2 separate regions of the Mus musculus genome follow, and region 1 is linked to region 2. Evidence: chromatin contacts called from ENCODE Hi-C data. All regions are on one chromosome and are shown on one strand. Each heading gives the region's core, a stretch centred on a gene start or an enhancer-like site at or near the end of the contact. The rest is flanking DNA. Distances are from core to core; before and after follow the strand shown.

Region 1 (4,142 bases), core at 179-2,678, 1.1 Mb before region 2:
GGCAAAAGACATTTTCCCATAGATTTAGGGCTCCCTGTTCTTTGGGGACACTGTCACTTGCAGTCACCTGTCTCCGTAGTCTGTTTGCCTAGGAAAAGGACGGGAATCTTGGCAGCAGTGGCTGACTATGGACTGTCAGAGGGAAATTCTGAGTGTACCAGATTGGAGAGTCCAGGCCCAGACGATTCAGCTGCAGTAGACCGTTGACATCTCCTTCCTACTAACCTAGGTACATAGCCACCTCGAGGATCCTAGCCCAGCCTACCTTGATGGTAGTTTCAGGAAGGTTTAAGGCTGCTGCCAGTTCGCATCTCCGCGGTCTTGAAACGTAGTTCTCCCTGTAGAACTCTTTCTCCAGCCTTGCAATCTGCTCCCGGGTAAAGGCCGTGCGGTATCGGCGCATCTGGTCACTGGCGCTGCAGGCCAGGGTGCCTTGAGAGCCGCTGCCGCCGCTGCCACCGTTACTCTTGGGGGCCTCGCTGCCACTGGTAGGACTGCTACCCAGAGCATCGGAGCCTGGCGCTGCACAGGAGCCCAGAGCACACAGGTGCACATACAGAGACACAACACAAATACACAAACAAATGCTGACTTCAGGCTGGAGGAGGGGCATTAGAAGGAGAACCCCTTAGCTTCCTCAGTCACTGATTCTGCTGGGGCTCTGGAAGCTTCACCGGAGAGGTCTTGACACAGAAAAGGTTTGGGGCAGGCTTAAAGTGGCTGTTTGGAAGACCTGGACCTAAGGCATACTGGGTCTAAAGGCTTCCCTTCCGCTTGCCCCTGGGTGCAGCAAAGGGCATATCCCCTGAACTCTCTGCTTGTGTTGGTAGGGATGGGTAAGGATGTGCCGGAACACTGAATTCTTGAGGTTAATGTATTGTAGCTTGTTGGACATACAGTGAGCTTCCTCGATCTTGTGTGTGTGTGCACCAGTATGCCAGTACCAGGTGTGGGGATGTGTGTTGGGTTGCACCTATTGCAGGAGTGGTATATTTTGAGTATGGGTTGTGAGGACATGGTATGGTAGAGAAGCTGGGTTAGATAGATGATAAGATGATAGGAGATGGAGGTGGATACTTAACAAGGTGGTGTTGGCTGCCTAGGCCTAGAGGTAGAGGCAAGCCTTTCCCACCCATTCCCATGGTTTTGTGGAGGTGTGTCTGCTGATGGGCTTCCAGTCTTTCATTCCTAGGAGTGGATATTGTTGGTATAGAGAGACTCCCTTCTGAGCTATCCACCCCCACTCCCATTAGCCCCTGGTGAGAAGGAGCAGTGTAATTAAAGTACCAACCCCTTAGACCCACCCCAGAGGAGGGTGGGGCTCCAGCCCCCCTGCAGCTGCTTTTCCTTTGGGTGGAGAAGTGAGACTGAGGGAAAGAGGGAGGGGGAGGGCCCAATCCCCGCCTTTTCAAATGCAACCGGAGACCAAAGGCAATTAGACCATTGGGACCATTTCCGACCTGGCGCCGCCAGCCCGGGAAGTGACAAGGTAATTTGGACCTCTGACCGACGTGCAAACTGGTCGGAGGGCTGCAGCCCTCCGGAGACCAGAGTCCGCCACGATTTTACGGTCCTTTATATTCTCCGGGCTTCCGCGCCTCCTTGTGCCTTGCTCCCCTCCAGTCAAACTGCCCGGACAACCGTTTGATCTTGCCCTACCCGACGGATGTGTCTTTCCGTCTTAGCTGAATCATTCCCACAAAACTCGGGGGTTGGGAGGTTGGGGTGCGTTTTGGACCCCTCAAGTCAAGACTTGTGCCAACGCTGACATTCGTCCAGGCACAACTGTCACTCTAATGGGATAACACGAGAGCCCTCACACACACTAAGGTGCAGAGAGCAAAAGAGTTGTTCAGGTGCCCCCGCCCCACTCACCCAACCCCCAGCCATCCTGCCCCAAGGGAAAGGAGCATCTTGCACCTGGCCTGAGATGAAGGGAACTGTGGGTGGAGTGGGCGGACCGGGGAGCGGAGGGGCAAGGTGGCTACCTTTGCTGTGCTGGTACTCGGCGTTCCCGGTGGCGCAGTCTGGGGTGCAGCTCACCTCGATTTCTTCATAGAAATCCGATTCGGTGTCTGAGCTACTAGGTTGCCCTTGGCCAGAGAGGCTGTCCGCGGAGGGGACTGGGGGTCCCGGGCCAAGCATGGCCGCTCCAGCAGACCGTGGCTCGGCGCCCAGCCCTGCAGCACTGCCTGCTAGTCCATCGACCGGCTCCTCCTCCTGGCCTCCCCCGCCACGCTCCCGGGAAGTCGGAGGGCCGGCTCGCGGGCTCAGGCAACCGTGGGGCACCATCTTCTCTGGCGGTTCAGGCAGCGGGCTGCTCACGGCTTCGGACAAATTAGAGACCCTCTTACCAACCAGAGTGCCAAGCTGACCCCCATCCAGAAACATAACCATGTCCTTTCGGCTCTCCATCCCCGGACTCTCCAGAGGGGGGGAGGGGGAAAACCCCCAAGTAAGCTCCTAATCCCAGGCTCCCTGGGATCTTGGCTGAGAAGAGGAGCTAAGGCGACAAGGCAGGCGCCGGGTAGCCCCAGCGCCGTGTCGACGGCGACCGCGGAGATGGCAGTGGGGAGCTAGGGTCACCTTGTGATGCGAGCGCTCCTCTGTGCCGCACCGCCTCTGGGAGGAAGCCCCATTGCCCTCTTCTTTCTAAGCTGTCATCCTCCTGCTGCAATCGTCATTACAGTACCGCTGGTGACGCCACTCGGCGAACGCAAGTGGATAAATAGAAACGTCTGCCACAGTGAAGATGAAAGGAGACCCGCAGCTAATGGCTCGGCAGTGATGCGCCAGGTGTGGGCCTCGCTCGAATGGGGAGGAGAGTGTGAAAACAGAGAGACACACACACTGGGAAAGGGAGACACCCAGACACAGAGGATGCAAATGGAATTCCGCACACAGAAAAGGGAGCGCTTAAGGCGCGCAGCGAGTTCCACAGGGGCAACAGGACTTGGTAATTGAAAAATGCTTTTGAAATTTTATTTTATTGTTGTTTTGACTTCTGTTTTCTTAACCTGGTGTCTAGATCTAATACTAATGAAAGAATCCATAGCTACTCTTTGGAAGCTGTTTACAAACCCAGGTTTTCTGAGTATTAATACAACCGCTTGTCTTTTTTTTTTTTTTTTTTTTTTTAACCAGCTACTGAAAAGGTACCCTCCACCTCAGTTGTCTGGGGAGCTTGAGCCTAAAGTACCCGTTCCTCCCTCATCTCCCCAACCCCATCTGTCTCCCTCCTAAGAACCAAACTTTATTTTCATCCCCTAACAGCCAAAAGATATCGTTTTCCCCTTTGAGAACCGGCCTTGTGTGCTAACACAGTGTTCCTCGATTTTAGAAGAAGAAGAAAAATCTCTCCCCACCCAGATCACCTGGCTAAAATTCGAAGTGTTCAATGAGTTGTTGTTGTTAATTATCTCTATCTAGATGGCCTGATTTGAATTTGGATTGGCTCTTCATAGAAGAAAACATCTTTTGGTTTGGCTTATCTCCGGGCTATTTCAGGTATGTCGGTTAGGGAAAGGGTCTAAGATTGGCCTTTCTTTTTCTGTCTGTATTTTAGGTATTTCTACAGAGTCAACGAATTCTGCCACAAACGGCGTGTTCTAATGAAAAGGAGCTGGCAATCCGGCCCCCTGCTCTGGTAGTACGGAAGGAGCCCAGGTAGAAGGTGCTGGCCTTCTCTGATGGTTTTAGGGCAGCTGTGGGTAGATTGTGTGGCAAAGAGTATCAGCAGGGTTTGAGCTTGCAGGGTCCTCTCCTGGGCTCTACCCAAAAGAGATTTTCTGTGTCCAAAGCTAGAGGTAGGAGAGAAAGTTGTTGAAATGTCATGGGGAAAACAAAAAACAAAAACAAAAAACAAAAACAGGCAGTAGGCGGGGTGAAGGGACTAGGCTAATCCTCTGAGGAGGTGAAGGTCTGGACCTGTGGAATTCTGGGACTTGGTGTTTGGGAGAAGGAGTAGAAGAATCTCCTGCGGAGCCTGGCAGGTGGGCCAGATTGAGGGGCAGAGGTGAGCACCCTCCGAGTTTAGCTCCTCCATCCCCCTCTCTGGCTCCCCCTGCAATATTTTCCACTAGTGAGCAGCCTGCCCTCTTAGCTGAAGAAGCGGGGGGTGGGGATAAAAACTCCTGTGTCCC
Region 2 (3,664 bases), core at 517-3,016:
GAGAGGATGATCTAAGCGTGTCATTATTGATAAAGTAAAAAATGTTGTTTTAGATTCTCTTTTCTGTGTTTTTTCTTACGAAGCCAAGCTTTTAGCTTGCCTATGTACTGAAAGCAGTATTTTGTAAATACATTTATTTATAAATGTCATATTCATTTTTAATTTGACAATGATCATTTGTAACAAAAAATTGTTAGCTTAATTTTAGGAGTTTTATTATTCGTTTGACTACTTATTGATATTTTAAGCAGCAAACCTAAAATTAATAACCAAGGCTTTGATAGCTGCTTATTTTTGTTTCATTGAAAGTCCTTATTTTATTAGGTAGATATATAGCTGAATTAATTTTTGAAACGATGAGTAAAAACGATATTTTTCTTTCGCTTTGCTAGAGCAAAAGTATATTTTCATTCTTCTCCGTCCGACTCCTGCTCTTCTAGCAGCCACAGCAAACTGACAGGCTCCAGCCTGTTGGAGGACTAGTATGCAAATTTCGGATGATTGACACCTCTAGTGGAAACCAATCACGCTACAATAGGCTGCTGATTGGCTAACTATGGTCTGACGTATAATTGACGTTTTTAAAACATATTATCCAATCACAACAAGTCATGCAAATAAGTGAAGGAATCATATTACCAGAGATCAGAGGAAACTTGAGTACGCCCCCACGTGTTCAGTAGCCGGTACTGCAGAAACTACTGCCAAACTGTACGAAATACTCAATTCTACTGCTCGCTTTAGCCTTTCTTAAACTTTTTTGTCACTGAATATAAATGATCATTAAAAATTCCCCAAGAGGTATGATGGTTCATTTAAAAATATCTATGTGGCTACAGACTTTCAGAATCTATCCCCGTTTTTTTGTTTTTGTTTTTTGTTTTTGCTAATATTTTTATCCTCAAATCTAATCTTCTGTAACGAAGATCGTCCTTCTTCGTCTCAAGAGGACGAAGTTTACACAGCCGTTTGGTGAAGAAATCCCTGTAGGTTCAGACCTACAGGTCAGTGGAATTTGGTGGCTGTCGTGAAGTTCCACGTGTTACCGCCAGATGGCATAAGGCTCATCTTTTCTTTGCCTCTCAGCACTCTCCCCAAATTCTGCAAGTAATTTAGAAAAATTAATAACCAAACAGTTTTATATTTTATAACCGAGTGAAGTGGGACACCCTTGTACTATTAGAAAGCTACATATTACGAAAATCAGTTTGTTGGTTGTTGCTTTAATGGGAAGCTTCCTCTTGAGACTTTTGCCCAGTCAAGTTTTAGAGTAAACTACACATTCAGTGTTTGCAAAAACTTTTCCTTAAAGGGAACTGGGCGGCCATAAGGGATCGAGGCGGCCGCGCTTCGGGAGTGTCATTTTCGGTTTTTTAGGAATTAAAGTGAAATTAAAGTTGGAGGGGAAAGCTTAATTTTCCAACGACCACTCTTCCTTTCCCCAGATGCCTGCCTGGTCGCAGCCCGGGAGCCGAAGGTTGCGTTGCTGCTTTCGGACACATTTGCAGTTAACACACCCGGCTCTTTCAGCGATTCGTGTTGGGACCTCGGTCACAGGAAGGACTTTCTGTGCTTTAGTATCGTTTCTAGGGCAGCGCTTTTGTTTTGCCAACTCCAGCGGAAGACACGAGGATGAAACCCCGGGAAAGCTTTATCTCTGGCACCTCCAGTGTATATGTTTTTCTCTTTGGACTTATCAGGAAGAGAGGTGTTCGTGCGACCACAACCCCAAGGCCAGACTAAGAGCTAATGGTATTTTCAGAGGGGAGAAGGGAAGAAAGAAAAGAAAATCAAGTTGACAGGCGAGCTCTGCAGTTTCCACGAACATATTACGGGTTGACCACGCGGCCTCTTCACCCACCCACAAAAACCCCTGTACTCCGCTTTGGATCACTATACCTAATAGTCATGAAATTTAAAATCGTACCCAGTCTTCAAAAAATAACTCTGAAAAAGGCATATTTATTACTTTAAAAAAAATCACTCAGAATCCAGCCACGAGGCCCTCGTCCTACAAAATAGCGATTCATAGGCTTGTTACTTTGGGTTTCCCGTCTGCTGAATTTTATTTAGAAGCCAGTGATTAGAGTGGTTTCTCTAGTCCTCTCTCCTGCGGCCCCCTAACTGAGTTTACTTTACACCCTATCTCTGGATCCCGAACCTGCGTTACTTCAGCTCTGGTGCCTAAGAGTCAACTTCACAAACTGCAGGGGACAGACAGGAGGGCCTAACACTATCTTTGAGTTAGAATTACTTCTCCAGAAGTCCCAATCTTAAGTTTCTTATTTTTTACTGCCTATAAACTTATTGGCCTTTTATCTTCCGAAACAAAACACACTTAGAAACTTAAGTAAGAATTTTTGGGTACGCATAGTTCCCTTTTATGGGGTGGATGGAATTGAGTTTTTTTCAGTGCTTTAAGGAAAAAAAAAAAGCGTCTTTAAACAAACGGAGAAGGGTCCTGGAGGAGGACTATGGGGCCAGCTGCCCTTCCTAACTTCTCAGTCTGAGACTTTGGCATCTTCCGGGCAAGCGTGGGTTCAGGGCTTGCGGGGCAGATTGGCTGGCAGTTCCGTAAACCCAGGCTGGATGGAAGGCCGCAGTGCCCCCGGGCCCCAGAGCGGGTTTCATTTCTGCAGGGACCTCACCGGCGTCCCGCCGGGCGCTGTAAATCAGCCTTTCCTTGCTAGGAGCGCGGGGATGAGCACCGGCTCTCACCCTACGCCGCCTCCGGGGTCCATCAATCAAGCTCTCCCGCCCCAGCCTGAGTGCCGCCCGGGGCGCCTGCTTTGTGTCAGCCTGCAGCGGGCCTGGGTGGGGCGCCCCAGGGTTCGCAAGGGTCTGGAACACCCCTCAGTTTTTCCCACCCCGGGACGTGGTGACTGGAACCGTGATCTCTAATCTACAGAGCGAGTCCCCTCCTTTGCTGACGCCCCAATCCTTCCCCACTTCGTGTGATCCCTTCAACAATGTCACCCCAGAAGGGGCGAGGAGGATTCGTCACTAGCAACTTGATTTCCCCAGCAAATCCCGTTTCTGGACCTCAGTTTCTTGACTGTAAAACGATAGTTCCTTCTTCCTTCCTTCCTTCCTTCCTTCCTTCCTCCCTTCCTTCCTTCCTTCCTTCCTTCCTATCATCTACCATCAATCATTTATCCATTTTTATCTAGTTCCAGTGTTCTTTTGTTTGTGGAGAAGCATGAGCCTTTTGCCCTATACAATTTTTAAAAAAATTCCTTTCCTTCCGCTCAGATCTTCCCTCAGTGTCGTGCGCCTCACTCCACCCCTCCCTGCTCCCTGTTCTTTACAACTTACTGGGCACCAGACCATTGCAAAAAGCAACTCCATCCCTCAAGACACAGACCAGAACCTTGGGGAACTGAGCCCCGACCCGCCCTATTCCTTCTGGAGAGGCCACCAGGGGGCGACGCAGACCAAGAATAGAACAACAAGGAGCCACGTGTCTTTCTCCCAAAAATATTGTCAGGCTGGGCCTTGAACACTTTTCTTAGCTTCCCTATAGTGATTTCTTTTGCCATTTCCATTTGATCCTCGGCGCTCATACTAAATGGCTGTAGTCTGGGTACGTGGGGGAAGAAGGGTCACAAGCATAAGGAAGAGCAGCGGATGTCCAAGTGACAGAACACAGGAAATGTGCCAAATG

Evidence for each region. A loop is a pair of places that touch in the nucleus more often than their neighbours do.
Region 1: a map of left cerebral cortex shows a loop between it and region 2 (6-fold over the local background). The contact joins the promoter of Evx1os here to the enhancer-like site in region 2. A Hi-C loop is called at or near these places in 13 of 37 maps with a recorded cell type or tissue (ES-E14, gastrocnemius, heart and 1 more).

Annotation. Positions count from the first base shown.
Region 1 is chr6:52,312,118-52,316,259 of GRCm38, reverse strand. Evx1os (even skipped homeotic gene 1, opposite strand) reads left to right here and starts at 1,428. Exons shown (of 4, transcript NR_038163.1): 1 at 1,428-1,489; 2 at 2,690-2,956; 3 at 3,430-3,507. Evx1 (even-skipped homeobox 1) reads right to left here and starts at 2,762. Exons shown (of 3, transcript NM_007966.4): 1 at 1,989-2,762; 2 at 266-522. The coding sequence starts at 2,415.
Region 2 is chr6:51,167,998-51,171,661 of GRCm38, reverse strand. No RefSeq gene overlaps it. Among named protein-coding and RNA genes, the nearest start is that of Gm32328, 3.4 kb to the right of the region's middle. Within about 2 kb of position 1,766, at least 1 of the 3 ENCODE cell types and tissues checked has a DNase peak (open chromatin) inside an H3K27ac peak, as active enhancers do; it is heart, where a contact is called at or near this core.